Linked DNA regions of Mus musculus: regions 1 and 3 are each linked to region 2. The links are chromatin loops, found by intact Hi-C in ENCODE. Cell type or tissue: gastrocnemius. All regions are shown on one strand.

Region 1 (8,000 bases), 290 kb after region 2:
CGGCAACCTGGGCATGGTAACCGGAGGCGCCAACCTGGGTCGCACCAGCGTCATCACCAACCGCGAGCGCCACCCCGACTCCTTTGACATGGTCCACATGAAAGATGCCAACGGCAATGGCTTTGCTACCCGCCTCTCCAACATCTTCATGATCTGGAAGGGCAAAAAGCCGTGGATCTCCCTTCCCCGGGGAAAAGGAATCCGCCTCACCATTGCCGAAGAGAGAGACAAGAGGCTGGCGGCCAAGCAGAGCGGGTGAAATGGACTCGGAGGGACATTGCGGGGAAGAGGCGTTTACATTTGTTTATACTTAAAGTTTTTTAAGCAGCATGTTGAATTAAAAAAGGAAGCAAGCTTAAAAAAAAAAAAAGGAACCCAAATACATCGTGGCAAACTCCTATTTTCCACCAGTGTTCTGGGTAGGCATCCTGGCAATCACATCCCATCCCAAGGTCCTGTAATCAACTGTAAAACAAAATGACCAGCACTCACATTACTTCCAGAGTTTTTTTTTGTGCAAACTGGCAGCCGAAAATCAGGAAAATGGCTCGTGACCACCAGGGAGAATAGCATTTTATGATGAGAGGAAAGAGGGTGCAAAGGTCCTGTGGTAAGAAAAAGCTTGACAGTGTTCCCAGAGATAGAGGATGTCTAGTTAGCAGGACCAATGTGCAGGATGGTGATGGAAAATAATAAGAATGTGATAATGGCCTGGGAACAGGAGGAGGAGAGAGACTGTCCCTTTCATATCACTATGAAGGGCTTGTGTTTTCATTGTGTATTATATTTATAGATAGTGAGGGAGTCATTGGGAGGTTTAAACAAGAGGGGAAGTTAGCATGGCTTAAGAATCTAGGAGATCCCTTTAGCAACAAAGTGAAGAATGAATGGTAGATAGCAAAATAATTGAAAACATAGAGGGCAAGTAGGATGACTCAGTGTGTTAACATACTTGTGGCCAAACCTGAGAACCTGAGTTCAATTCCTGGGATCTACACAGTTGTAAGAGAAAATCTGTCCCTGCAAGCTATCTTCTGACCTCTACACTCACACCATGGCATGTGTGACCACACACACACAGTCACACACACACACACATACACACACACACACACACACACACACACACACAGACACACACACACACACACACACACACACACACACACACACTTAATTTGTTACAATGTGATGAAAGAATTAAATTATCCTCTTAAGCAAAGAGACTTGGTTCACTTTCTGCTAGACGTCTTATTGAGCAGTTGAGCACTGGTTTCTGATCTCAGGATTTCTGTTCAGCAGCTCAGATTACCTTCCTCCACCCAGATGCAAGGCTCCCTGAGAAGGGTTAGCTTCTATTGTTATCAAGAGACAAACTAGAATCACCAGGGAAGAGAGTCTAAGGAACTGTCTAGATCATGTCGACCTGTGGGCACGTCTATGGGAGCGTTGTCATGATTGAATATTCAAGATGGGAAATCCCACCCATTATGAGCATGCCACTCTCTGGGATTATCCCTGAACTGTGTGAAAATGTGGGGGTAGGGGCAGAAGCAGAAATCAAACTGAGCACCATGCATGTATGCATGCACTCTCCCTGCTCTGTGGATGTGACGGACTGTATCAAGCTTCCATCCTGACTTCTCTATGATGAGCTTTAGCCTGGACTTCTTAACGGAATGGACCCTTCCTCCCTTGAGTTGAGTTAGGTCAGGGTAGTTTATCACACTCAGACACTCCTCAAGACCCAACCTGCCTTGCTGTTGGCCACTCCAGCTAGCCACCCATCTGGCCAACTGTCTCTGCACAAGTTGAGATGGTCTGGGTTTTCTGGATGCCCAAAAGGCAATGCTCTGACACAATAAATGTCACTTGTAAATCCAAAGGTGTCCCAAGATAGATGAGGGCAGAGTAGGAGTTGACACCATCCACCAAGTCAAAGCAGAAAATCCAAAGTGATGGTTTTTATGAATGGACAGACTGAAGGTCCTGAATGTTCTTTGTCAGACTGGATTGGAGGGGGTTCTCCATGGATAGAGAAATCATGGGAGAAGATGCAAGGAAGCTGACATCCAGAAAACATCTCCTTATCTTGCTAGCTGAAATGAAGCTGTCTAGAGGCCTCTTCCTGGGCCAGGTGTGACCTGCTGGCTTCCAGGTTCATTTATTAGTGGCCTGACACTGAACATACTAACTGTACAATTTCTATATTAACTACTACCACCCAGCCATAATGAGTGCTCATAATTATATTTTATATAAAACAAATAATACACTGGCACAGAGCTTACAAAGGGGCCCTGAGTAGGAACTGGGCTGAGGAATCCATAGCATAATTCATGTGGCCCCACTATCCATATGGGATGGGTTTGAATTGACCAAAGATAGGTCAGAGACTCCCTTCTGGGAGTACAGGGCTTCAGGAGACCAGGGAGGACTTCTGAGAAAGGTTCTTCTCCTCCAGTATTCTGTCAGTATCCTAGGAAGACCCAGAGCTTGACGGAGGCACTAGGTCTAGGAAGAAGCCACTCTTTGAAGTTTTCTCATTTTCTCAGTCTCTCTCCAACTATGTGGTATTTATATATAAATACATAATATAATTGATTCTGTTTTTGTTGGATTTTTTTAGAGCAGCTCTCCCAATATCTAGACTTGGTGGTGAGACAATAAAGGATTTTTAGACATCTGATATAGAGTTTAAATGTAACTTGGGTTCTCCAATGAGACCACTGCTAATCAGCTATCATTCCAACTCATTTTTAGCCATCACCTCTCAGAGTCTCACATTCCTTGTCCTTAAGCTGGAAACAACCTTTTGCTAGTTTGGTACAGCATTGTTCTAAGAATAAAGAAGTAACCTATTGAGACTTCATTTTGAATATTTTGTAAGTGTCGATTCACTTAAATAACCCAATAGACCCCATAGGAGCACGAGGCTCAGCTCAGTTTCAGTCGATACTGAAAGGTTAAAGACTAAAGACATTGCCCTTGCTTCTCTTGCCTCTCTTACTCTCATACTCTTGCCTCTTGCCCCTTGCTTCCCCTTTCCCCATTCCCTTCGCCCCCTCTTTCTATGTGGTCATGGCCAGCCTCTACTTCTCTACTCTCTCCTTCTCTTTGCCTTTCTCTGCTTCTACTACACTCTGAACTCCCCTCCCCATGCCCTGAATAAACTGTATTCTTTTTTTTTTCAATTTTTTATTAGGTATTTACTTCATTTACATTTCAAATGCTATCCCTAAAGTCCCCTATACCCTCCCCTGTCCTACACACCCACTCCCACTTCTTGGCCCTGGTGTTTCCCCTGTACTGGGGCATATAAAGTTTGTAAGACCAAGGGGCCTCTCTTCTCAATGATGGCCAACTAGGCTATCTTCTGCTACATATGCAGCTAGAGACATGAGCTCTGGGGGTACTGGTTAGTTCATATTGTTGTTCCACCTACAGGGTTGCAGATTCCTTTAGCTCCTTGGGTACTTTCTCTAGCTTCTCCACTGGGGGTCCTGTGTTCCATCCAATAGCTGACTGTGAGCATCCACTTCTGTGTTTGCCAGGCACTGGCTTAGCCTCACAAGAGACAGCTATATCAGGGTCCTTTCAGCAATATCTTGCTGACGTATGCAATAGCGTCTGCGTTTGGTGGCTGATTATGAGCTAACTGTATTCTATACTAAAAAAAAAAAAAAAAAAAAAAGACTAAAGACATTAATTGGAGGTCATAGGACAATTTAGCTGAGGAGCCTACATACAAGCCCAGGAAATCTGAACTTTATTCTAATGACCTAGCCTGGTACCTAGGACAGAATCAACCAAAGAAATGTGGCAAAGGATCTTTGTCATGTTTATGAACTGCAGGCCAGCTCTGTGCATGGATCTTTGCTGCCTTCAGCAGATCTGAAGCATGCCTAGTGGTTTTTATTAAAAGGAAGAGAGGTGCCTGGGAGGGACTCAGTAAAGGGGAAAACAATGCCTGCTACACCCCCACCCTCTAGGAGCTGGGTGCCTTGGCCACAGAGGAGACACTGATGCCTTCCAGGAGAACACAACTGAAGCAGTAACAACAACAAAGTGGCATGGGGAGAAAGAGCAGAAATCAAGACTTCAGTTTTCAGCTGTCACCTGTCTATCATAGGCTCTGAAACAAGGACAGCTGTCCTCTGAGGCATGGCAACGCCAGTGTGAGCTAGCTCTAGAATCCAGATGGAAAGAATAAAATACAAAGGAGAGAAGCCATGATGATCATGTGGCTTAGGCTAAACAAGGCGTTCCGGGTCCCACTTTGGTCCAGATTCTCTTCTCCAGGTGACTCACCATGTTTGGTTGGTCCAGTTCCTTGTTCAATGCAGAGACTGTGGTAGACAAGATCAGGGAACCAGGGTCCTCAGACCAGTTAGAATCCCATTCTGGCCTCAGTTTGTCCCATGTATAAAATCAGGAGGTCAATTAAATTTTAATACCTTTAACATCTTGAAAATCCCATGTGCCCTCGACTCACTTTACCCACAGCCATAAATCAATATCCTTGGGGCAAATGATTTCATTTAGGTCAAATGATTACTTGTACATATACAGGGGAGAAATAAAGACACCACACACACACACACACACACACACACACACACACACACACACCTCCTGAACCTCATGTTTATAGAGCCCACTCCCACCTCAGTCATACACAAAGCATCCAGACAGTCGAGCAGAGGCACAAACACCTGGACTCTCTAAGCTGCTCCTTCCCCCACCCACTCTCTTGATCCCGCCCCACAGCCCCCTTTCCAACTCCCCTGCTGGGTAGCCAAGAGGGCCTAGCCTTCCACTGTCTAGTTACCTAAGATGATGGGCTGGTGCCACCCAATGGTCAGGATCAGAAGTACACCCTTGGTTTCAAGACCCAAAGGGGATTGGAAAGGGTCCAGGGTCATTCAATCCATCATTCTCTGTGCAGTGAGGTTGTGTCCAGAGTTGCCCTAGATAGACCAGGCTGCCTATGGTCGTAAACCTTCTCAAAGGTCAGGGGATTGTCACTGACACTCTGGGAGACTTTGGGCCAGGCCAGAGCCTAAAAATATTGGGTGCAAACTGTGTGCTCAGCACCATTCTAGAAGCTTTATCTGCAGTCTCCTTTTGATCCTCACACCTGCTGCTTTGCAGGGCATGTATTACTGTCTCTATTTTAAATAACTACTACTAAGAGGGGTGACTCTGAGACACAACTCCAGCTCTGACTGGCAGTCACCTGGCCACCCTGGACTTAGTCTTCTCTACATCTTTGAATCTAATCATTCATTCATTCATCCATTCAGTAATTCAGTCAGTCAGTCAGTCATTCAGTCACTCACTCACTCACTCACTCACTCACTCATTCTTCCTGTGAATGTTATGGATAGGATCCATGTTAGAAAGAATTCAGAGGGGCACCAAGGTATGACTTTAAATAGCTTCTAGGCTTCAAGAGTCAATGAGTGTTGTGTCTTCCAGAGTCCTTAAATATATAACCTTAGAGGCTCTTCTTTGTCAAGTTGTATGTAAGTACAAATGGTAAAAATGAAGCCCTAGCCTAGAGTGGAAGGCAGCCAGCACATAGAGGAGAGCAGCCAATGTGCTTGAGCAAAGACTCTTCAGTCCACATTCTTCTAATCTAGGACTGCCCCAATGTGAGCCCAAACACAGTCAAGGAAAGAGTGAAAAAAAACTGTGGTAATTGGTTTCAAAGGACTCTGTTTGTGTCACAGGTGAGAGCCAGGAGCAGAGAGGCACTTCAAGTGCAGAGAAACTCGGTATGTCCTGCCATTCTGACATCTCCAGCCTCTCTCCACAGCCCAACTCCAACCTTTGTCCCTACTCAACTGCTTCTCCACCTGCATCCTCACAGAGTCCTACTTCCCAAGCTCCAAACAGCCCACAATTCACTAGCTCCTGATCTTTGCTTATTTTGATTAATGCATAGGAATAGAATAATAGAATCATAGTATGTGAAATACCAGAAAAAAATCACCCAGTCCAAAGTGTGTGGATAAGTAAGAGACCTAGGTAAGAAGATTGATCCAAGATCACATGGCCAGCATATGTTATGGTATAGCACCATACAATGTAGCCTGTAAAATAACTGGGTGCAGAGTTCACACTGCCCTTTCCAGGATCACTTTCTCCCTTTCCTCTTCATCACCATCCTTGTGAAATCAGACAGTGATGGAGGTCTGCATCAATCAATTCTAAGTCATCTTTTCACATTCCCATTCCTTTCCAGTTTCCCAGCCCAAGTATAACTGTCCTTGAAGACAGAAAACACCTTTACTTTCTTATAAAGTCTTAATTCTAGCACAATGATGATTTAATTCTAGCATGCAAATTAATAAAGGCTTAGTTCTATCATGTACATATCAATATTGGGTGGGTAGCCGGAGGTATAGATGAATGGAAGAAAGGGAGAAGGGGGAGAGTGAAGGGAAGGAGAATTCTGAGGTCTGTAGCTTCATTTACTTAGCTTCTGTTCCCAAGTGCCCCAATTACAACCTTGCCAAAGAGGTAATCAGAATGCCACATCAAACATTAAAATAAAACCACGTCTTTCTCTTCCTTGTGAAAACAGCATTTGAAGCTGAGCCTGGTGGCATAGACCTGTCACTCCAGCTACTTGGGAGGCTGAGACAGGAGACCCACAAGTCCATGATCCCCTACCATACATACATATGAAATGAAGGCACACATATACTCACCATAAATTTGAGGAAATCTTTTTTTATTCTTTTTTTATTAGATATTTTCTTTATATACATTTCAAATGCTATCCCAAAAGTTTCCTATACCCTCCCCCCACCCTGTTTCCCTACCCACCCACTCCCACTTCTTGGCCCTGGCCAAGATACAATTTGCAAAACACAAGAACATCAAGAAGAGGGAAGACCAACGGGAGGAAATCTTGATAAATCAGAATTCCCTGAATACAGCAGATATGCCTTCACTTTCAAATTATAGTCCTATATTCTCAAATTCCTTTCTGCTACTCTCAAAGTCAGTTAAAACACCAGCCAACCAGCCAGCTGTGTTCAGAAGGGGTTGTCTCTGGGCTTTGATAAGCTCCCTGCACCCCACTCTGCCTTTACAAAGTGATCTTGTAGGATTTTCACCTGGGAATCATAGTTGGTCATTTTCTGCTCAACTCTCCCACATGCTCTGAGCCGCAGAGCTGACACACAAAGTAAGTGCTTATTCAGCATCCCTTGAATTGATGGTCCTCTTACCACACCATATGCTCCTGTTGCCCCTGAGGGTTCAGTTATATTTCATTGTAAAACCACTTAAGTTACTTTCTAGATCGTTATAAACAAGAGCCCTTCAGGAGCTGGACATAGTGTCTCCAAAGAGCCACAGCTTTAGGGCAAGGACAAACCAGGGCTGTAGAGCTAAACACAGTACACAAGCAAACAGGTACCTCTGAGGACAAAGAGGTACCTGGGAAAGAACTAGATCTCATGTGTAGGAGATTTGAGAAGCCAAATTTTGAACAAAATTAAGATAGTTTTAAACTAGTATTGTGTATCAATAAAACAGTATGCCAGTGGGTAGTGAGCCCTCTGGTAATACAGATGTCCATGCAACAGATGCAGATAAGCACTGAGGACAAATCAAAGGCCATGTGGGTTGCATCTGATTGAAAAGGTCTAGGCCAGAACTGAGCATCCATGACTTCATCAGATCTCTAAGAGTTGCCCAAGCGAAATCCCAAAATCTGAGTTGATTTCCATGGTCTATTTCAATCTTTTACTTCAGTGCCCTCCCATCCCACTCTCAACTCCCCAAAATCTTTGTCAGCATAGAGGTGTTTATTGGCGGAAGATCATCTCTGTGGTATTCTTCAATGCTCTTGTCCCACATTATAGGTCATGTGGATCTTGGTAGAGTTTTCATATACACCACCTTCCCAGAGGTCCCAGCATAACACCACCTTCCCAGAGGTCCCAGCATAAATGAGAGTGGTCCCTAAACCCACAGAGCTC
Region 2 (8,000 bases):
TCGGGTCCTCTGCAGGACCTAACTCAGACATGAGCTTGAGTCTGGACCCAGGCCTTTAGAAGCGGCTTTCTCACCAATGACCACCTGCCTAACCTGTTCAGGAAGCTCAGCAGAGTAAGGAACACGATGCTGAAGAAGGCATGTGGCTCTCAGAGCCCCTTTGAGACCCCTTCGCACAGAGGTGATGAGCAAATGACAAGGGGCATCTCTGCTCCCAAGGGATTCCAGTCACGCGAACCCGACTAATTAAGGCTGGAACGATGTCATCTCCTGAAATAGCATTTTAATGACTGATGGCTCCAGTATAAATTGTTATCTCCTGATCCCTCGTTAGGGAGCTTAATTAGATCCATCATAAAACATATTGATCAATGACACTGAGCAGGTCCTCAGGACATTCAGTGTCCCCTGGAATATTGCTCTCATCTCTGTGGCAGGGCTAGGTGGGATGGGTCCCTGTAGCGATCCAGAATTCCACTGTCTCTTTCTCCCTGCCTTCTAGCCTTCAAGCCAGTCTCGGACCAGTCACTGTACAGACCTCTCATGCCTTAGCTGCCTTCCCCATTACCAGTAGTTGAGGATTTCCTTATTCTGCAAAAAGTAAAATGGATCTTGGAACCCCAGCTGTCACTCCCTTGATGCAGCCCCAGCCAAAAGAGTTGTCTGTCAGATGATAGCTTGGGGAGTGACAAACGAAAGAACAAAGAGACAAGGTAGACTGGATTACCCTCCTGACCTACGCACAGTGCCATGTGGAGCTGTGTAAACCCAGCAGCAGAGCCTCGGATATTTACAGCTGAGAAGGCAGAGTTACAGAAATGCCACCCCAAGGAGACATTGTTAGCACCCCAGCTGGAACTACAGCATGGCTTTGAGGAGTCCCAATCTAGACAGATGTGGGTTCAAACCCCAGTCATTTTATACACTTTATAAAATTTTAAGCCAACTACATAGGGTTTTGGAAATTATACTGCATCTATGACACTGGTGGTAACGATTAGGCCTTTCTCTTTGACTTATTACTGAGGTTTCAATGAAATGTCTTTAAGCTAAACAATTTTGGAATGTCCAAAATAGTTCAACAAATACCATTTTTTTTCCACTGAACATCCCACTGTTTCCATTTAGAAGGAGATTGGGCCTGCTTCATGAAATGGGCAGGGATGGTAACCTATGCCATGAAATACTTCGTCGGCAGCCAAAGTAGAAGGTGCTGGTTCCCATGGCATTTATTGATCACCTTCTGTGTACCTGGGTGTTAGTCAGAAGGTATCAGTGACCTCTGCGTGGATAAATCTTATTTAAGCTTTTGATCATTATGGTAAGAATTATTAAGATAAGGCATTGGCATACAATAGTGGTGAAGGTGAAGAGGCCGATCAGGAGAAATGACAAGGAAGGGCCAGCACCCCCAGACTCCCGCACAGACCTCAGGGAAAGACGTTGTTACTGTGGTGGCCCAGTACAATGTTCTAGGCATCCTAGACAGGGCGGGACTGTGTTGATTCAGTGGTGTGGACTCCATAGTCACGCTCACACATGGCTGCACTCTGTGTCTCTGTGTGGATGTCTCTCTGGTGTAGAAGTCACTTCACCAGAGCGGATGAGTCCTCACGTGTGTGCACTTGGGGGCCTTTTCTCTTGCAGTAAATGTAGCTTAAAAGCTGGTGACGGGGGCTCTTCCTGAACACCAACCACAGCACATCATTTTTCTTTCAGGGAAAAACGCTAGAAATTAACCTGCAAGGGGCAAGTCTCTCCTTTACTTCCTCTTTCTGCCTTCTCTTCCTCTGTGTGCGTCTCCCTCCATCTCTGCCGTTCTATTTATAGCTTAAGGCTTTCATGTTTTCACACTTAGCATATAAACGTCCTGTCTTACATGAGAGAGGGAGCACAGAGTGGCTCTGTAATTAGATCAGCACTCTGTTCCAACGGCACATGCTCGCTCGGGCTGGACATTGTTCCCTGCTCCACTCCCACCAGCAGACGTCACCAAGCCTCAGAATCCTGCCCGAACCCCTCCTTCCATGTCCCTTTTAATCCCTAATGACAGTCCTCCAATATGACTGTCCCCGGCTCCCTATCTGGTCCTCTTCTGCCACATTGGAGGTGACTTCAGTGTGCTCCACCAGGGCTCAGAAGAGCCTAGCTCTCCACTCTGATCTCTATGCAGAGTGGGAACCATCCCTGCTTGTTAAGGCCATCAGAATGACAGCCCACAGGGACAAAGCTCACCCCTCAAACTCGCTAGGTCCCCAGTCCCTAAAAAATAAGAAGACACAATTATAAAGATTTAAATTAAATGGAAAAAATACAGGAGCTAGGAAATGAGGCTTCATTTCCAAGCCCTCTTGATGCATGTTAGCGAATATTGTTGAGAACAATTAGGGCTGTGTGAGTGAGGGGTTTTTCCTCACTCGCTTGTCAGGTCAGAAGACAATCTGTTTATTTTCCTGATACAATTTTATTCAATAAACTGAAAGGATGGGAGCCGGGAAAGGGGATATGAACAGGATGTGTGCCATCAATTTGTCAAATAAATAACCGTGCTTGGAAACAACAGATTTTATTAATTAGACAGGATGGTGTATTATTACCATTAAAGTGTTATATTGCATTAATTTTTATATTTTACTCGGCTACTAATTACTGTAAAAGATTTCGGGAATGAAGCAAAATAAAATCATGCAGCATTATACATAATGTAAAGATAGCGTGAATTAATTTGCCCACTGATCGAGAGAGAAAGATGCACTGGGGCTGTCTGTGCTTCCTTGGCTGGCCTGGCCCGGGAGCCCCGGAAGCAGCCCTGTTGTTGGCAGGCAGAGGGGTGGGAGGTGAAGGATGCCTTGAAGCCTGGGGTTTGAGGTCAGGCACTGGACTACTGGCTCTGTAACCTTTAACAAATACTCACCCAGAGATCTCCGTGTTCAGTCTCCACTTGCCTTATGGCAACTGTAAGAGTTTGCCAGGAGAGAGAGAGAGAGAGAGAGAGAGAGAGAGAGAGAGAGAGAGAGAGAGAGAGAGAGAGAGAGACTCTTTCAATGTGGGAGGGGTGGAAGGGAGGATGGCAGGATTTGTGCAGGTGTTAAATGAAAGAGTATTCAGAGGTCTAGATCCAGCCTGGGTAGGCTAATGCCCAGGTCCTGGTAGAGCCAAGAGGCCAGGTCCTGAGAGAATCATATTTGCAGCTTCTCAGCCACTGCCCTGCTGGGACATACTGCATCCAAGTGGTGCAAAGCTGGCTGCTACTAAGGTCAAGACAACAGCGCCATGAGATCCTTGTTGTAAGTGCAGACCAGAGGTCTGGATAAAACAGGTGTCTCCCCCAGGGAACCCCATCAGGCATTGGTACCACGGGAAGGAAAAAGCACACCTCACTTCTGTGCAGCCAGACGTGAGCTATATGGATACAGCCATGTCCCCCTGAACAGAGGTTTATTCTTTAGCTTAGAAAATAAAAAGTAAACTTTTGTGCTCCCTCCGCGCTCCCCTCTCCCACCAAACAACAACAAAACCAGGTTGTCTGCCCAGGCAGGGGAATCCACGCCTGGCACAAGGTCTGATGGGGGAGGCAGGATGGGTTGGGCGCTCTTTGGGAACTCCCCATGACTACAACGCTGCAGGAGCCAATGGAGCCCCCACCCGCAAGATCCTCGCTGACCTGGGCAGTGCGGCCCACTCCCCCCCCCCCCCCCCCGGGGGGTGTGCTCCCAGGCGCAACTCAAGCCCAGCCGCGTTTTTCTGCAGGCTAGGTCTCCATAGCCAGGGCCCAGGAGAACCCACATTTCTCACGACCTACTGCCACCTACTGTCCATAGATGAGAACTGCAAGCCTCTTGGAAGTGTCCTTGGGGAGCCAGAGCAGCGACTCTGGGTGCATCTGCTTAAAGCCTCAGTTTCCAGAGTGTTCCGGAACTGCGTTGTGTGGGAACAATTCTACCAGACCTCTTGAACCCTTGTGCTATATCTTACTTGGGTGACACCTGGGAGGTCTGAAAAGGTTTCCCCTGGGGTTAAAAGGTTCCTCAGAAAGGATCAGATGTAAAATTTACAGTGAATGTTCCCATTTCTGATTCTCCTGGTTAGACCTTAATCTGTGCTGGAGTCTGACCTCCCTGACCAGGGCATGCCTTCAACCTTTTTCTCTTTTACTTGCCCTAATGTTACTTTGTCTTAACTATTACACGTGTTGTTTGGGCCCGAAGTCCTGTCTGTAGTAGTAATTTAAAAGTTGAAGTCGTATGTGTTCTTGTCCTACTTCCCAAATAATTGACACAAAGATCTATTAAGTTGATTACCAAGCTTTAACCTCTGTGACTTGGCAGGTATTCATCTATTCTAACAGTCTAAGCTATCTGTTGCTCAGCCCCAGGGCCCTTTACCTTCAAGCTGAGTCTCACCATCTTGCTCTGGTCCGAGCATTGCCTATGTCTGTTCTCTCCTGGTGAACTGATGGTGAATCCCTCAGTGACCTGCTCATCAGGACTTCTTCTGGACACACTGTCTCAGGGTTTCTCCACGTAGTCTCTCTACCTTCTTTCCCCGTGGCCCTTCTCTTCTCTCTTTCCTCATGGTCTTTCTCTTAGGTCTCTCTTTCTGGAACCAGATAAAACTTCAGCTTGAAATTACTACTGCATCTGATTGCACTCTGGCTGGCCAGAAGTTATTTAACCCTTTTTTTTTTTAAAAAAATACTCAATATTATTCATCTTTAAATCTAAAACGACCATGCTTTCCATACAGTTGGTCATAGTATGAAATGAATGACGATATACGAAGGACCAGGAACGAGCCTGGCATTCAGTAGATGCTTTACAAGTGCATAGTAAGGGATTATTCAAGGCTCCAATTATCTGCATACTATCACAAGATTTCCCTTCATCTTTTAGCTCCCTAAGTGCTAAAATCATTTCAGAATCAGTCACGCTATCAATCATAGCTACTTGCACAGGAGAAAGTAGTACCATGTATCTATCTATCTATCTATCTATCTATCTATCTATCTATCTATCTATCTACCTACCTACCTACCTACCTACCTACCTATCTACCTATCCATCCATCTATCTGTCTATCCATTCAATAAATGTTCTACACACAATGCTCTGGGGTTAAAAGGGTGGAACTGAAGACTGAAACTGAAGACTGAGACCTTTCATTCACAGAGTTTATAGGGTTAAATGAAGACAGAACAAATGAGTCAGGCATGGGGCCACATTCCTACAATTTCTGCACTTGGGAGGCAGAGGCAGAGGGTTGTAGGAAGTTGGAGGCCAGGCTGGTCTACATTAAAAATTCAAGGCCATGTAGAGAATGCAAGGGGCTATACAGTGAGTGAGATTCTGTTTCCAAAACAACCCCAACAAATAGATGTACAGATGAAGTGAATATTAAAGCAAGAATATCCAAGGTATCTGAAAGAAGTATGGGGTGTGGGGTGGGCCTTCTGCAGATGGGGCCAGCATAGGGCTCTGAATGAGAGGTGTCTGTGTCGAAGGTGGTCTGATGCAAACTTGAAGTATGAAAGAGGTAAATGGTGGCTTCCTGGGGTATACGGAGGAGCCTAGCTATGAAGGGGAACAGGCACATGATCTCAGTCTTGCTGAATGTGTGCACATACAAGTCAAAGCCCAGAGGTCTGCATTCTCAGAGGGAGGGGATGGTATTGCATGCAAAGTACAGTTCAATAGACCTGATTATAAAAAACAAAAGATGAAAGAAAAACAAACTGGACCAGGTAGTGATGTGCTCTGTTAATAACAGCAATATGGAGGCCAAGAGAATCTGGAGTTTATAGTCAAGCTGAGCTACATGGCAAGACCTTGTCTCAAAGATTAGCAGTTGCTGGAGGAGAGAGATATCTTTTTCTTCCGTGGTGTAGTCACTGGTAAGTGCCCAAGCGCCTGTAAAATAACTGCTCAAACCCATGCTCCTGTAAGCAACCCTAATTAAACTCATTAGTTTACACACACACACACACACACACACACACACACACACACACACATACACACACACACACTCACACACACACAGAGGCATGAAGGTAGGTAGGAGTTAGTTGCATGAAGTGAGATAGGAATTTGGGGACAAGATAAGACATACACATATAAAAATGTCATAATGAAACTCACTGTGTTATATTTAGTTCTTTAAAAAAGAACCCTAACCAGCAGAGTAACTAAACAAACAAAGAAGTGGGAAAGACTAAAATAAGGTGAGACAAGACATGGGAAGAAGAGACAGGAAAAAAGAAAAGAAAGAGAAAGGGAGAGATGGAGAGTTATGAAGTGAAGAAGGCAAAGAAGAGGGTCGCCAACATCAGCCAGAGCTGACGTATAGCCCAAAAAACAGGGAAGATCTTGATCCGCCTGGAGAACATGGGAAAACCCAAATGGACCAAGCTTGGTGAGGAAAGGACACCAGCAAGAGATAAGGTAGGGCCGTGGCCTTCGGAGTTTACTACAAGGACCTTTGATTTTCCGTAGAGTCCTGAACTCTCAAGCAGCCATAGGGCCAGCCTCATCTTGGACAAACCAGTATCCTGTACTGAAAACGTTCACAGTCTGTAAGTGCAGTGGTCACAATGAGCAGAGAGCCATCAGAGAAGGCTGCAGTGAGGATGGCTATGAAGGTACCTGAGGGATACCATGGATGCTCATGGATTATGGACAATCTGTGCATTCTGAGGGTCCTGCTCCTTCCCGGCACCACCAATCAGCTTGGAGCAGAGATGTCAGACTTTGGATGGCAGGTGATGAGTGGAGAGAAGGAGCAAGGGCGAAGCAAGGACACCCCCTCCACACTGCTCAGTTCCGTGTTCCAGGGTTATAGACTATTTTTCTCTGTCTCATAGAACAAACACCTCACAGTGTGTAGTTACACGTTTATGTTCTATGCGCATCTGTGCAGTGTCTAATTTTCTGAGGACTGCATGCTCTGTGTGAACCAGGGTGGATTATGCTTCTAACACCTCTGCATCCCTAGACCTGGCACTTAGGAGACACTCATATAACTGAATTAATGAATAGATGATGAATGAATGAAACAATCTACTTTTCTTAAACTCGGACCCATTCCCTTCGATTATCAGCCAAGAATTCACATTAGTCATCCTCTCTTAAGCTTCTCCAACATCTTCATTCTAAGATCAGCCCCCCCCCATGATTCTTTTGATTTTGATGCCCCCCCATAAACATCTGCATGAAATTAAACATCACCGGATTTGTACTGTTTGATAGGTGTTCTAAATGCAATCTGCCAAAACGGGGTCAAGAAGGACTATTGCTCCCACCCACCAGATGAGGAGCCAGGCAGCTGAAGAGGTGAGGTGACTCATCTGTGTCACAGCTCTGGTGTGGAAGGCACTCAGTTCAGTGCCTCTTGTGGGTCTAATCACATGACGAGACACAACAGCGGCTCTGCTTGATGGGTCTCCCCCACTTCCTGCCTGGCACACTGAAGGTCCTAAAGCCATGTGAGGGTATTTTTCAGAGAGCAGCTTGGGAAGAGAGATGGAGGCTCTCTGTGATGTGACTGTCCCTAGAGGCATCTACTCCACTTTTGCTTCTAGCAGCCATAAGGCAAATGGAGAATGTCAAAGAGACTTACAAAGCTTCCAGGTCGGTCCTCTGGGTAGTGATCTGCGAGGGCTTGCTGCAGGCCTTGCCACTGCCCAGTACTCTGACCTTGGATCTTGGACCTCTGACATAAGGTCTCTCTCTCTCTCTCTCTCTCTCTCTCTCTCTCACACACACACACACACACACACACACACACACACACACACTGTAGTCATTCTTTCTTGCCCTTCCAGCCATTCTCTCTCTCTCTCCTTTCTTTTTCTTTCTTTCTTTTCAATTTTTCCCTCTCTGTTCCTTTTTTTGTTTGTTTCTTTCTCTCTGTCTCACTTATCCCTTCTGAATTCCCTACTTCCCTGAATGTGACATACTTCACTAGTACACCAGCAAATGTCTACAGATGCAATAAACAGATAA
Region 3 (8,000 bases), 340 kb after region 2:
AGGACCTCACTGGGGAGGAGAGAGTTCTGGAAAGTCACAGTTAGTATTTCACTAGAGGAATAATTATTTGTCCTATTTCTTTAGCATGGCTTAAGGTGAAACAGTTCCTTTACGGGTGGTCCCTAGGCCAGGCAATGGACCCAGTACACCTGGAATGTTAGCTTTTCACTCAGGTCAGAGATTCTATTCTCCTGACTAGACGCGAATGGGCCTTGATTGCGGCTCTCACAAGATGACCATTTGTCCTGTCTTCTCCCTGTAGCTGCCAGTGTCTGAAATGCCTCTTCTTACAAGGACACTCATCATGCTGAATTAGATTTCAAGATCTGTCTCCAATTGCACTCATATTCTATAGTATAATGGTGGGAAATTCAACATGGGAATTGGGGGATGAGGACATAACTGGATGCTAAATCTCTGCCTCCATTTTGAAAGAGTGTTGCTTCCTTAACATAATTACTCTGAAACATTCACAGGATGCAGGTCTGTCACCAACGTCAAATCACTAGTGAGCCTGCTGACTTTCAGCTCCTAAGATTTCTCCATCTCTCACATAGAGATTCTCAGAGCAGCTTTCTCTCTGACCTCTGCTGACATCTAGCAGCCTGTGTGATCTTCCACAGAATAGTCTTACAGCTGCCTCTTGCTTAAAATACCTACTGCTTATTTAAGTATCCACAAGTTCTAAAATGTTGTCAGTTATACTTATGTGGATTTAATGAAAGGAAAGAATCAAAATATGCAAGTATGCACTTGCAAGAAGTTCTATTATAACATCATTTACAAAAGAGAAGACAAAATCACCTATATCCAACATTACCTCAATACAGGATGGGTGAACAGCCATGTGTTAAAAAAGCCACAGAAAGGCTAAGGCCAGGGGATATTTATTACAATGAAAAAGAAAAGAGTCTTGTATATATATTTGATTTCTTTTTTAAGAAAAATGTATAATATTTTGTTTATAAATTATTTTTAAGTGTGTGTGTGTGTGTGTGTGTGTGTGTGTGAAGGTACCTTTGGGAGTCAGGAGAAGAAGTCAGATCTCCTGGAACTAGAGTTACAGGCTGTTGTGAGAATCCTCACTTGGGTGCTGGGAACTAAAGTCTGGTCCCAAGAGCAGCAAGTGTTGTTAACTGCTGGGCTGTCTCTCCAGCCCTCTTCATTTTTAAGGTCTGAAAACCCCACAAAGTAAAACCTTGCACATCTCTCCATTATCTGCAACCCTCGCTCCTTACCCTCTCCCCATAGTGTAAGCTTAGACTCCTTACACATTTAATACTTATTACTCCTGTTTGTGAAAGACATTCTTATGTGGCCATAGGTGTAAAATACATATGTCACAAATCATAAAGAAATTCACTTAAAAACAATTGCTTGATATACATATAATTTTACTATCAATTAAAGATGGCAATAAATCCATATCCTAATGAGATGGGTGTGCTTTGTTTATTTTATAGAGAGATTAAGCCAGGGCTTAATATTTGATATCACAAAATTTAGATCATTTCTAATGCTTTTTAAGGGTGTTAGATATTTTGATCTTATAATCAATGCTAAGGACACTTCTGTGCAGAAATGTGTGGTTCAAAATGGCCAAAGGGTGGTGAGTTCCATTCAAAATCACCAGAAATTCTGCCCAAATCCCAAGCCAAAGCCCCCTGAATGACATTTTTAAAAAATGAAATTCAAATCAGCAATTCAATCAGCACCTTTAAAATTAAAGCAGTTAAATATAATGCAGCCACAATGCATACTAATTTAATAATTATATTCTAAGGAATAATGGCAGAAAAATATTAAAAGACTTTGTTTTCTGCATTTAGACCATTATGGTTTTACTAGAAAACTTTGTATGTAGAGTGAAGGCTTCTCAGTGTATAAAATGCATGAGTCTCAAGTCTGAGCTGAGGTGTTTGGGGCAGCTCTCATTGACATTGGATGCTGTGACAACCAGCTCAGTGCTAAGTGTATATGCTGTGTTCTTAGACCCAAGGCACAACATTACACAGGCGATCACTGTTAGAAACACCTTGGATTCGTTACACATTTGATTTTGAATTAACGTTTGGTCATTGAGCATTCAGAGACCTTTTGCTATTGCCAAATATTTTTAACACTTGCATTCAAGTGTGTGACAGCCCCATATGAGACATAGCCCACAGTATAAGGACCTGGGATCTAAGCTGCCATCATCTACCTCCTGGGCTAACGAGATGTCACTAAGTGCATGTTTAATTCAACTGGCATGTTGTAGCAAAACTTCCTACTAAAGAATAAATGAGTATTCTGGAGAAAGCAACTTATCCCCCTGCCTGCTGCTTACAGATTACAGGGCAGCATCAGCCCATGGACTACGTACTATGCATTATTACATAGCAGAGTATTTTTTCATTGATTCAGATAATGTATTCAGTACATAATGCTGTGTCTCCTAATTGAAGTGTATGATTCGGTAGCATCTAATATATAAAACTCTTGTCTAGACACTGCATGCAGGTACCTATTTTTCCATACCCGTAAGGCTCCTCTCGTCCTTCATGTCAGAGATAAGTATTATCTTGACTTCATCACTACAGATTAGTTTCCCTGTTCTTGAACTAAAAATAAGTGAAACAGTCCATGTATGCTATCATATGCAAGGTTAAGCATGCAATAGTCATCATACGGTTCCCCCTGCCCCATGCACACACCACTTCGTTTTTTCTCATGGCTCCTAACTTTACATGTAGTCCCTCCACAATTCTATCTTTGCATTCTGATCTTTCACCTATGAGTGTGTCAAGCACTCCTCAGCAACTACTTCAGCAGCTCTATGCTTACCTTCTTCAGGCACCCAACTCCAGGTTGCCCTTTAGTCTTTTTTTCCCCATTTTTTATTAGGTATTTAGCTCATTTACATTTCCAATGCTATACCAAAAGTCCCCCATACGATTCAATCCTCCTTCCTTAACTCAATTTTTTCCTGACAACCCCTACCCTTGCCTAAGGCTAGACCAATTTGTCCATTCTTGTCTCCAGTTATTCTTTCTGCTGAGACTGTTTCGCTTGAGATCAGGAGTCACACATGCTCCCCCCCCCCCCTGCCCCAGTGCTGACCACTACACCTTCCATAGGAACTCAACTCTTTCTTCAACAAAGGAATACCAAGAACAGTATCCTGCTTAGTGCCTGGCCCACCTTAGGCTATAGGCATGGTATTCTCTTCCCTTTCCCATGGCATCATGAAGTGTGAATACTGCACAGTGTGTTCTCTGCCCAAGCCATGCCCACATTGTAGAGAAGGCCCAGAAGTCATATCAGTCTACACAGTGACTCTTGAAATGTATGTGCTAGAAATGAGGGTTGCTCCCACACTGCTTCACAATGGACTGTGACATGTGTTTCTTTACAGCACTTCCAGGAAGGACTCCCGTGGAGACCATTAAAGAAAGTGTGAACAAAGATGAGGAGAAGGGGGAAATAAGGATCAGGAAAAGAAAAAAGAAAAAAATGTAAACACTGACTATCTCAGGGCGGTGAGACGCTCGCTGTAAGACCGTCTTTCTGGACTTTAATTTCTAAATTCTCTATATGTAATATGCTTTGTGTTCATGATAATACAGTGTTAACTCTAAGAAAAAGTTAGTTCTGCATGGTCTGCAATGACACATGAGGAATTAATTGAAATGCATTCTATCATCGATGGACAGGGCAGTTCCCACAGCCTAGGCCATGGAGCCTTTCCCTAGACAGCCTGAGGAGAAGCGAAAGGAACACAAATGAAAATAACCATAGGTCATTCCACTTCCCAGACCATGGCCTAACCAGAAAGCATGTGCCCAAATAATCATGAGATCCCCCCACTGCCTGGCAAAGCTCTGACCAGGCAGAACCTCAGAAACTTGATAGGTCCCAGAGACGAAAGTTCCAAATCCCTGCAAAGAGTTGAGAGCTGTTGGCCTGGCCACTGCTCTGGGTGGTCTTGTTGCCCACTTGCACTCCCCTCCTTAAGTACACCGATCTTCTTGTCACCCATTTCCATCCTTTGTCACCTCCATGCAGCAGCTTCCTGTCTCAACAGTTACCCTTGAAACTGGCTCCCACACCTGTGGGACACCTCTGATCTGAGTTGCTCACTAGGGTCTGCATCAGGACCATGCCCTCCCTGCCCCTGAACACTTTACATCCACTGATGATATGATTCAGTGACAATAAAGGGGCTTAAGGGCAGAGGCGTTCTAATCAGAGTGCCCTGTTCAAAGTCAGCTCTAACCCTAGCTGTGTGATGTTGACCTAACCCTTGGACATATCTGTACCTATGCTCACTACTCTGCAAGGTGGTGATATTGCGCAACCATTGCCACCTCAGAGGCCAGCAAGGAGGATCAAGGTCTCACCTGAGGATGAGGAGGCCTCTCTGCTTTGTTTTTATGAACAAAAAGTAAGGAGCTTCTAAAACTCCCTCATTGGCTGACTTTGAGATTATAGTTAAAAAAAAAAAAAAAAAAAAAAAAAAAAACTCCCTCAGATCTTGGTCCCCCACCACCCCACCTAGGAATTGTTCATTAATTTTTCGTTCTAAAGACAGCAGAACAATTTGCATCTTTTTTTCCCAGAGAAATTCCAGAGGGACAGTGAGAGACAAAGTGAGAGAGGGGCAGAGAAAGAACAGTGGCAGAGAAAAGAGAGAGAGAGAGAGAGAGAGAGAGAGTGGGGACACACAACAGATTGGAGCTGCCAGGCTGGCAGCAGGAACGAAGCCTCGGAAAACATGCTCACTTGCCAGCTGGGTTTCGCCAGCGAGGTTGGTTTTTTGAGTGGTTTTTTTTTTTTTTTTTTTTAATTTTCTTTTTCATTTGTGTTCACACTTCCCCCTCTTGTGGCTCATAAGAAAATCACAGGTACTGTTTTGCTCTCAAAACTTAGGGATGCGCCTGGCTAAATGGAGCTAAGCAAAGGTAACTAGGTCAAACTCTACTTGAATTACAGAATAGAGGTGGCGGGGGGGGGGGGGGACCAGGCTATGTTATATACATGACCCAGCCCCCAGATCTTTCTCCAAATGTCATGTGAGCAGAGGGAACCTCTAAGTCTCATCTTCAAAATGAAAGAACAGCTCCAAGAGACTCAAAAAGCCACAACCTCCAAGGAAGACCCCCCAAGAGGCTTAAAGAGCTACTGCGATAGAGTCATTTAGGGACAAGCCAGCAGAGAGACAGATGATATGTACAAGCAATACCCAAAAGAGAACTGATCCTTTATTGCTATACTTAAACCATGCTGAAGCCAGCTTATACCAGTTGGTTACACTGTCATGGATACCCAAAGTGCCCTTTCTTCAAAGGGTTGAATAAATGTTACTTTTCATCATGCCTTCTGGCATGTCTTCCCCAAGCCCTTACCTCTAGAGGATATATGCTGTCCTTTCCCTCTCTGACATCCCTTATCTCGTTTCCTAAAGCAGCCCCAGCCTGCTCTGCTTTCTGTTTGCAATTATGTTTGCTGTGGCCCCACCCTCCCCTAGGGATGAAAGGGAAAAATCTGGGCTTCCTGCAACTCCAGGGATCCAGCCCCCTGTAAGGAATGTGTGCAGTAGCATTTCATAAGTGTGAGTCATCCACACATACAGCTCGATCCCATAACAGACAGAAGAGGAGAGGTTGTGTCTAAAGCCAGGGCAATCTCATAAATAAATAAATAAATAAATAAATAAATAAATAAATACCATCTTTCCCTGAGCACTCTGCAATGGCAGGCATCTATGCTAAATCATAGCCCACCTGTACTTCAGTGATCCCTGCAATTTATCTTTAAATGTTTCAAAATGAGGACTGATGGACATAGGAAGGAAGGGAGGAAGGGAGGAAGGAAGAAAGGAAGGAAGGAAGGCAGGAAGGAAGGAAGGAAGGAAGGAAGGAAGGAAGGAAGGAAGGAAAGGAGGGAGGGAGGGAGGGAGGGAGGGAGGGAGGGAGGGAGGGAGGGAGGGAGGAGGAAGGAAGGAAGGAAGGAAGGAAGGAAGGAAGGAAGGAAGGAAGGAAGGAAGGAAGGAAGGAAGGAAGGAGAGAAAAAGGAAAGGAAGGAGAGAAAAAGGAAAGGAAGGAAAGAAAAAGGAAAGGAAGGGAAGAAAAAGGAAGGAAGCAAGGAAGGAGGAAGAAGGGAAAAACAAGAGAAGTTTGGGAAGATGAAAAACAGGAAGGAGAGGGAGGAAGAAGGAGAGGAGGCCTAATGGACAGTAACAATTCAGCTGCAGGATCCATGGCTATCCATACCCACTGGACTTTTCTTTATATCTTTATCAGTTTTTCACTATTTCAAAGACAAAAAAGTTAAGATAAATCCAAAATCAGCTGTATTTAAGACAGCTTACAACAAAAATACAAGTCCAAATGAGCTTTTCATTCCAGAGCACAAGTGGGCTTTAGGGCTTCTAAACAAAACATAAGTGAGTATACGTTCTGTGAGTGCGTGTTTTTCTAGGAAGATAATAGTTACAGCTTTTATCAAAACATTGCAGATTTGTAAGTCCTGTATCCTCCGAAGTGTTAAAAATAGCGACTCACAGAGAGACAAAAGACTTGCTATTAGGGAGTCAACAGTTGTAGAAGGATAGATTGAACCAGTCAAATGTCAGAGACAAGAAATGGCTTGGAAAGGATTCAGCCTCGACATTTCCCACCCCATCCGCATAGGAAAGGCAAGCCTAAAGAGAGCTCGGTGAGATTGACTTCAGCAATGTAACATATCACTGATTCCTAAATAACTAGGACCGCAGTGATTTTCTTATGTCATGGGGCCTCCCTGTCTCCTGCAAAAGCCGTTCTGAAAACCATTTCCAGACAACAATGGCCATCTTGTCAGCTCTCGTAGACAAGGGCATGCATCTTTATTTGAAACCAGATGAACGCATTCTCACAGGGCTGATTGCAGAGGAAGCTTTGTAGGGCAGGTTTGAGGCGCATCACGGGACCACAGATATTCTCAGCTGTAAGATAGAGGGAGCGGGCCACTAACTAAGATTGATGGACAGTGCCAGCCCTGGCAGAGCAAACACAATGCTGGGATGGCCAAGTGGGGGAAGAAAATTAGTTTGCAAGATTAGAACATATTAACACAAGTCAGACAACTGTCATGTCACAGCTCCTCACCGTAATGCTGATTGGCAGGCAAGCATTTCTGATTCTGATGGTCATGGAGGCGAAGCGTCTGCAATCTGTCTCGCATGACATTCCACTAGCTGGCAAGTAACCGCTGATAGAGAAGTCAGCTTTTCTTAGAAATCTGTCCCCTTGAGTCTTGTTTGTCAGAACCCCAGGCCAAAGGTACTTGGTGAGGTGGGACAAAGCAGAGTAGATATCCTAGCTATCAACAGCATCAGCTGCCAAAAATAAGGAGGCTTTCTGAACTTTGTTCAATAAGTGCTATCGGACAACTCATAGACCTGGTACTGGGCTGGTAAGGGCAGAAAGATACAAGAGACAAGGCCCCAGCCCCAAGGAGGGTCTTACATCACCAGAGAACCCTGACCTACATATATGGTCAAGTTCAGTAATGAAGCAAAGCAGGCCAGTGTTAGTAGTGGACCCATGATTGAACCTCATCTGGTTAACTCCAATAAATGCCACCATCTTGTCTCCATCACTCCTCTCTGAACTCCAGATAAACATATTTATTGTCATTAATATTAAGCTAGAGAAGTTGGAAAGCAGTCATGATGCGCTGAGACCCAAGTTCTAAGTGGCACTATGTGGTTGCTTTGTACTGTATATTTTCAAAAAAGGTCTTTTATTTGTATTTTGTTTGGATTTCTTTTACAAGACAGTGGGGTTTTTTTTTTTTGTGCGTGTAGCTCCGACCATGGCCCAGACACATAACCAAAATATAGGTTGGATATGTAACCAAAACAAATACTACACAGTCCCTCTGACCTATACCTGACCATGATGTCATTATGGTTTTGGTTTCATAAACACTACTTCTGAGCTTCAGTGCCTTGAGTTCTTTGGGGCAAGGGCTTA

The links. Peaks named below come from ENCODE experiments on the same cell type or tissue, not always from the same donor. Only the 100,000 strongest peaks of a DNase experiment are listed, where the experiment ranks them.
Region 1: it touches region 2 in a loop (3-fold over the local background); 11 of 42 quality-filtered maps call a loop at or near these places.
Region 3: a loop joins it to region 2, with 4 times the contacts of the local background. A loop is called at or near these places in 3 of 42 quality-filtered maps.

The regions. Positions count from the first base shown.
Region 1 is chr7:114,919,218-114,927,217 of GRCm38, reverse strand. It overlaps the pseudogene Rps4l-ps. Among named protein-coding and RNA genes, the nearest start is that of A730082K24Rik, 25 kb to the left of the region's middle. In gastrocnemius, a CTCF peak has its summit at 4,855 (motif pointing left); a DNase peak (open chromatin) is centred at 4,835; H3K27ac peaks cover 2,493 bases.
Region 2 is chr7:115,212,758-115,220,757 of GRCm38, reverse strand. No RefSeq gene overlaps it. Among named protein-coding and RNA genes, the nearest start is that of Gm34282, 84 kb to the right of the region's middle. In gastrocnemius, a CTCF peak has its summit at 3,828 (motif pointing left); DNase peaks (open chromatin) are centred at 2,009, 2,831, 3,250 and 3,740; H3K4me3 peaks cover 652 bases; H3K27ac peaks cover 2,131 bases.
Region 3 is chr7:114,871,078-114,879,077 of GRCm38, reverse strand. No RefSeq gene overlaps it. Among named protein-coding and RNA genes, the nearest start is that of Gm24982, 43 kb to the right of the region's middle. In gastrocnemius, a CTCF peak has its summit at 4,868; a DNase peak (open chromatin) is centred at 4,752; H3K4me3 peaks cover 556 bases; H3K27ac peaks cover 2,382 bases.